Regions from separate parts of the Homo sapiens genome. Here region 1 is linked to region 2. A link is an interaction called in ENCODE POLR2A ChIA-PET data of the cell type or tissue named here. Cell type or tissue: MCF 10A. All regions are shown on one strand. Links, peaks and the distances in the headings refer to the core of each region. The heading gives the core; the rest is flanking DNA. Region 1 overlaps AUNIP (aurora kinase A and ninein interacting protein). Region 2 has its middle 15 kb from the start of PAQR7.

The links. Peaks named below come from ENCODE experiments on the same cell type or tissue, not always from the same donor. Only the 100,000 strongest peaks of a DNase experiment are listed, where the experiment ranks them.
Region 1: POLR2A ChIA-PET joins it to region 2 with 5 read pairs; 15 of 35 experiments call an interaction of 5 or more read pairs at or near these places.

What each region holds. Positions count from the first base shown.
Region 1 is chr1:25,833,519-25,836,427 of GRCh38, reverse strand. AUNIP (aurora kinase A and ninein interacting protein) reads left to right here. Exons shown (of 3, transcript NM_024037.3): 3 at 582-2,422. The coding sequence ends at 1,435. Among named protein-coding and RNA genes, the nearest start is that of MTFR1L, 15 kb to the right of the region's middle. In MCF 10A, for the core only: no CTCF peak of the experiment used is centred there; no DNase peak of the experiment used is centred there.
Region 2 is chr1:25,889,185-25,892,093 of GRCh38, reverse strand. It overlaps a transcript of STMN1 not described here and the pseudogene RPL39P7. Among named protein-coding and RNA genes, the nearest start is that of PAQR7, 15 kb to the right of the region's middle. RefSeq lists enhancers at 469-972, 973-1,476, 984-2,183 and a silencer at 1,502-1,796. In MCF 10A, for the core only: no CTCF peak of the experiment used is centred there; a DNase peak (open chromatin) is centred at 1,353.

The DNA of each region.
Region 1 (2,909 bases), core at 239-2,738, 56 kb after region 2:
TTGACTTAGCATCCTAATTGTGTCTTCACTCCCTTTCCAATGAAATGCCTGGGGAGTGGAGGACCCACGTTTTTCACACTGTCACCAGAAGGTTTCTCAGAGTTGGATAGTTAATGTCATCTTTAAGACCTTACAAAACTAGTATGTGTTTAGCATGTTTCTTTAAGGATAATGTCTAGGAATGTATATTTGACCAGGATCACCATTTAGTAAAAAACCACATTAAATAAAAAACAAAAGCAAAACTGATGTGCCGTATGTTAAACAAACCTACAAATGAAAACTCAGCTGGTAAAGTAGGCTATGGTCTGATCGTATGCGATGTTTGACTTTATTAGGTAGGTGATGGGAAGTATCCATGTATTTGAGTAGGGAATATAAGATCTGATGTTTTAGAGTTTATTCATGATAGACTGGCAAGATTGAAAACAGGAAGATTGGCTACAAAGTTATGTGAAGAGTCTTAAGACTCCTGCACTAGGTAGTAATAGTAGCTGATACTGATTTCAGAAAAAGCCAACTGAATCCTGCTTAGGGCAGTTTTTCTGCAGAATAATATTTGTTCATTCCTGTTTTATTAGGAAAGACAAATGGCAGTGACCAGAAGAGTGTTTCATCTCATACAGAAAGTCAGATCAACAAAGAGTCCAAGAAAAATGCGACCCAGCTAGACCATTTGATCCCAGGCTTAGCACACGATTGCATGGCATCCCCTTTAGCCACTTCAACCACTGCAGACATCCAGGAAGCTGGACTCTCTCCTCAGTCCCTCCAGACTTCTGGCCACCACAGAATGAAAACCCCATTTTCAACTGAGCTATCTTTGCTCCAGCCTGATACTCCAGACTGTGCTGGAGATAGTCATACCCCACTGGCTTTTTCCTTCACCGAGGACTTGGAAAGTTCTTGTTTGCTAGACCGAAAGGAAGAAAAAGGGGATTCTGCCAGGAAATGGGAATGGCTTCATGAGTCTAAGAAGAACTATCAGAGTATGGAGAAACACACCAAACTACCTGGGGACAAATGCTGTCAGCCCTTAGGCAAGACTAAATTGGAAAGAAAGGTGTCTGCCAAAGAAAACAGGCAGGCCCCTGTCCTCCTTCAAACATACAGGGAATCCTGGAATGGAGAAAACATAGAATCAGTGAAACAAAGCCGTAGTCCAGTTTCTGTGTTTTCCTGGGACAATGAAAAGAATGACAAGGACTCCTGGAGTCAACTTTTCACTGAAGATTCTCAAGGCCAGCGGGTCATTGCCCACAACACTAGAGCTCCTTTTCAAGATGTAACCAATAACTGGAATTGGGACTTAGGGCCGTTTCCTAACAGTCCTTGGGCTCAGTGCCAGGAGGATGGGCCAACTCAAAATCTGAAGCCTGATTTGCTCTTTACCCAGGACTCTGAAGGTAATCAAGTTATCAGACACCAATTCTAAATGTTTGAAGCTTTGTTTCTAAAAGTACCTTGAAATGATAGAGATGTAGGAAAATATAGTTGTGGGTGGAGAGAGGAGTGAGTTTGTTTAGGTGGGAAGGTGGCATGGGATGAAGTTGTCATTACTGAGCATCTTCTCTGTGTAAATAAAGGGCAGTACCATTGTTAAGACAGTGGGATTGGCATCATGGCTTTCCCTCAGGAAGGTGGTGGCTGGTAAATTCCCTGAATGAGTCTATGATGAACACTGAGGCAGCACAGTGGGTATTTATCTCTATGAAAGTGCCTTTTACTCAGCCTGCACAGAGCCATCTCTTTGCCCTTCCAGATGTCTGACTGGGACCTTGCTTATGGATGTGTTTTTTTTTTTTTTTTTTTGAGATGGAGTCTCGCTCTGTTGCCAGGCTGGAGTGCAGTGGTGCGACCTCAGCTCACTGCACCCTCTGTCTCCCGGATTCAAGCGATTCTCCTGCCTCAGCCTCCCGAATAGCAGGGACTACAGGCATGCGCCACCACGCCCAGCTAATTTTTTTTGGATTTTTAGTAGAGACGAGGTTTCACCATATTAGCCAGGATGGTCTCCATCTCCTGACCTCCTGATCCGCCCACCTCAGCCTCCCAAAGTGCTGAGATTACAGGCATAAGCCACCGCGCCCAGCCAGATGTGTGAGCTTTTAATCTCTGGCTGATCTTAACCCACATCAGCCTAAGCTTGGGATGATTACTCTTGACCCTTTTTTTTCAGTGATTAGCAAATCTCCCCACAACCCAGGTGTGGAGAGAAGAGAGGTAGAATGGTGCTAGTTTCCTATTTTATTTTTGTGGTAACTGTACAGCACTTTAAAGTTATATACTCTATGTTTAAATATCTCCCTTAAAAAGCCTGAGCTGTACAACAATCTGGATGTGACTCTGTTACCCTTTTCCCACAAGATAGGAGGGAATCCCCTTTGTAAAACTATGAATCCAAATAAATGTTTACAAAGTGGCTCTTGTGATAATTGGTAATTAAACCATTACCAATTTTATTTTTGAAAAGGCAACACTGTAATAGTATATGCTGTCATTGCCCTGAGCCTGATCTGAACCAGAGTCTAGTTTGACCTGTCTTCTACCCAAGGCATTATTCCTTGTTGTTGATGTGGTATCTAAGAGGCTTAAACAACCTCTAAGGGACAAACTTGCAAGGTTATAAGAGAACTGCTTCTTTTTTTTTTTTTAACTTAAATTTTATTTTTTTGAGACACGGTCTCGCTCTCTTGCCCAGGCTGGAGTGTGGTGGCATGAACACGGTTCACTGCAGCCTGGACCTCCTGGGCGCAAGTGATTCTCCCACCTCAGCCTCCCGAGTAGCTGAACTATAGGCACATGCCACCATGCCCAGCTAATTATTTTTAAAATATTTTGTAGAGATGAGGTCTTGCTTTGTTGCCCAGGCTGATCTTGAACTCCCAAAGTGCTGTGATTAGAGGTGT
Region 2 (2,909 bases), core at 88-2,587:
TTTTAATTTTTAAATTTTTCTCAGACTTTAGTGAGCATAAGAATGGGCAGAGATTTTTAGAGTCACACAGAATAGTATTCCGGTTCTGGCTCTAAGAGCTTTTCAGGGGGCTTGGGCACCCATACCCTCATCTGTAAACTGCAGAGACCCCCTCGCAGGCTGCATGAGTATTGAGCCCAGTGCTGAAATGCCCAGCACAGGGCTGGCCCCTCCCTGCCCAGTGTTCCTCCTGCCAGCTTCATGGGTCTCCCCAGCCTGCCATTTCCCCCTCATTGTGTGTGTTGGTGGTGGGGGGTGGCGGGGTGCAGATGAAGGCAGATCCTCTTCCCCAGAATGAGGAGAGCAGGGGGCTCACAGCCTGCTGCACTGGCCCACCTCCACAGCCCTGTCCCCACTGGCCGCCTCTCTGTACTTGCCTCTGCCAACTCTCTGGGTCTTTGGCCTTTCTTTCCAAGATGCAGAACGTTTGTAAAACGAAGGGGTTGGACCAGAAGAACTCAGAAGTCCATTTTGAGAAGGGGAAGCTAAAGTTCAGATGCCTTAAAGTTCTGTGTCTTTTCTAGGAGGTCCAAACTCCCAGCATATCTGACTGGGCTGCCCCCAGGGGACTGGGACATCTGCTTTTGTGTCACCTGGCTCCATCATTTCTCCCTCCTCTCTTTTCTTTCTCTTACATGACTGAAGTTGTTTGAGCTCTTAAACAATTTGCCGTGCATTGTATAGGCATTTTACATAATCCATCTGAATTTTTTTTTTTTTTTTAAGATGGAGTTTTGCTCTTGTTGCCCAAGCTGGAGTGCAATGGCATGATCTCGGCTCACTGCAACCTCTGCCTCCTGGGTTCAAGCAATTATCCTGCCTTAGCCTCCTGCAGCTGGGATTACAGGTGCCTGCCACCATGCCCGGCAAATTTTTGTATTTTTAGTAGAGATGGGGTTTCACCATGTTGGTCAGGCTGGTCTTGAACTCCTGACCTCAGGTGATCCAGCCACCTCGGCCTCCCAAAGTGCTGGGATTACAGACATGAGCTGCTGTGCCCGGCCCCGATTGAATCCTTAAAACAACCTTGTGAAGTAAATACTATTCTTTTTTATCCCATTTTATAGATGAGGAAACTGAGGTTCAGAGAGGGTCAGGTCACTCATCCACTGCTAATTAGAGGCAGAGCCAGCAGGCTGCTTGCTCTCTCAATGCCATTTTCCAGATGGCGGGGGTCCCATTCTGGCTTGAATTCATGGGGCTCAATATGGCAGTGCCTGTGCTCACCTCTTCTTTCCAGTTTTTTCCAAATGGTCTCTGACTCAGTCCCTGGATACGCTCGCCTAGCAGGATCTCCTGGGCTGCTGGGTGTGTCCCGTAGACCCTGGCCGACCTACGGATGAAATGAGTAGTCAGACAGGTATGCAGTGTAACAGCAGCTAGATGACTACCTGGCTCTAGTGGCCAGAGAGCAGCCCCGAGAAGCTGGGGCTGCTTGCTTTTATTCCGTGCAGGCACAATGCCGGAAACCTGGAGCCAACACAACCTGTAGGTAATTAACATTTATTCTTCCCCTTTCAGGGAACTTCATGTGCAGATAATCAAAGGTCAGTTTCTGGTCAACATAAGTAAACAAGCCTGTTTAAGATAAATTCCCCCACACTCCCTTGTACCTACTCCTTGCCCTCTGCCTCAGGGTTATGGAACAGCTGCCTTCAGCTGTTCTCTCCTGGAGCTTTGCAGAGCCCTCTGACCTTTCAGAAGGCCTGCTCCTTTTCCCTGTAGTTTCTCCCACCACTCTGACTGATCTCCTACACTGGGCAATCAGGGAAGAGGGCTGGGATGTTAGTCCAGTTTCGGACATACCTCATGTGTTGCGTCCCCTTCCCCAAGCTCCTTCTTCTGCTTTCTCTTTAGATCTTCAAGAGCTAGAAGGTTCCCTAAGAGACCACCCGAAACAAGCCTCTCCATCCACGTATTCATTGAATGAATACACCTCCAGTCCTCCTACTTACCAGGCAGTGTTAGGTCCTGAGGATACAGCGATGGACAAGGCAGACAAGGTCTCTGCCCTTGTTTACATCCTGGGGGGAGAAGACAGACTATAAAAGAGATTAGGATGAGTGCTGTGAGGATGAAAAGGGTGATATAACAGACAATGACTGTGGGCAGGTGCAGTGTGTTCCTGGCAAAGGGAACTGCTAGTGCCAAGGCCTGATGGCAGGAACTAGCAGGTGTGAGGAAGGAGCCTAAGTGAGGCCCTCTTGGCTGGATGAGGTGGGCAAGGGGACCCCATACAAGGAGGTGCTCAGGGTCCAGCTGTGTAGCCTGGGGCCAGGGCGAGGGTTTGGTTATAGTCTGCATGATGCAGTTTTGAAGGGCTTTAAGGGGGGAGTGATGTGATCAGATTACATGTGTAAAGAATTCTTCAGCCACCAGGAGGAGAATGGACGGTAAGGAGAGCCGGAGTGCACAAGGGAGAGAGATGAGAGTGGCTTGGACAGTGAGGTGGAGGGTCATGGTTAGATTCAGGATCTAGGTCATGGTGAAGATAACAGGAGCTGTTGGACTGGATGTGGGCATGCAGTGAGGGCTGACTCTTGGGCTTTTCCCTTGGGGAGCTGAGTGAAGGGGGGTGCCATCTACTCAAACAAGCCTGGAGAAGGAGTAGGTGTGGGGGGATGGATGGAGGGGAACAATGGTTTCATTTGGCCATCATGGCAGACCTTGCTGGCTGCTCTCCCAGGACTGAGTCTCTCCTCCCTTATAACAGAAACCTGAAAAGTGTTTTATTTTGTTGTTTTTGTTGTTTGAAATGAAAGGTCTCACATATTTATTACTGAACCCAGCCAACCAACGCATTCATAACAGATTCAGAGAGGAAAAATGTATTCCCAATAAAACATGTCTAACTGCAGATAACGGTGACA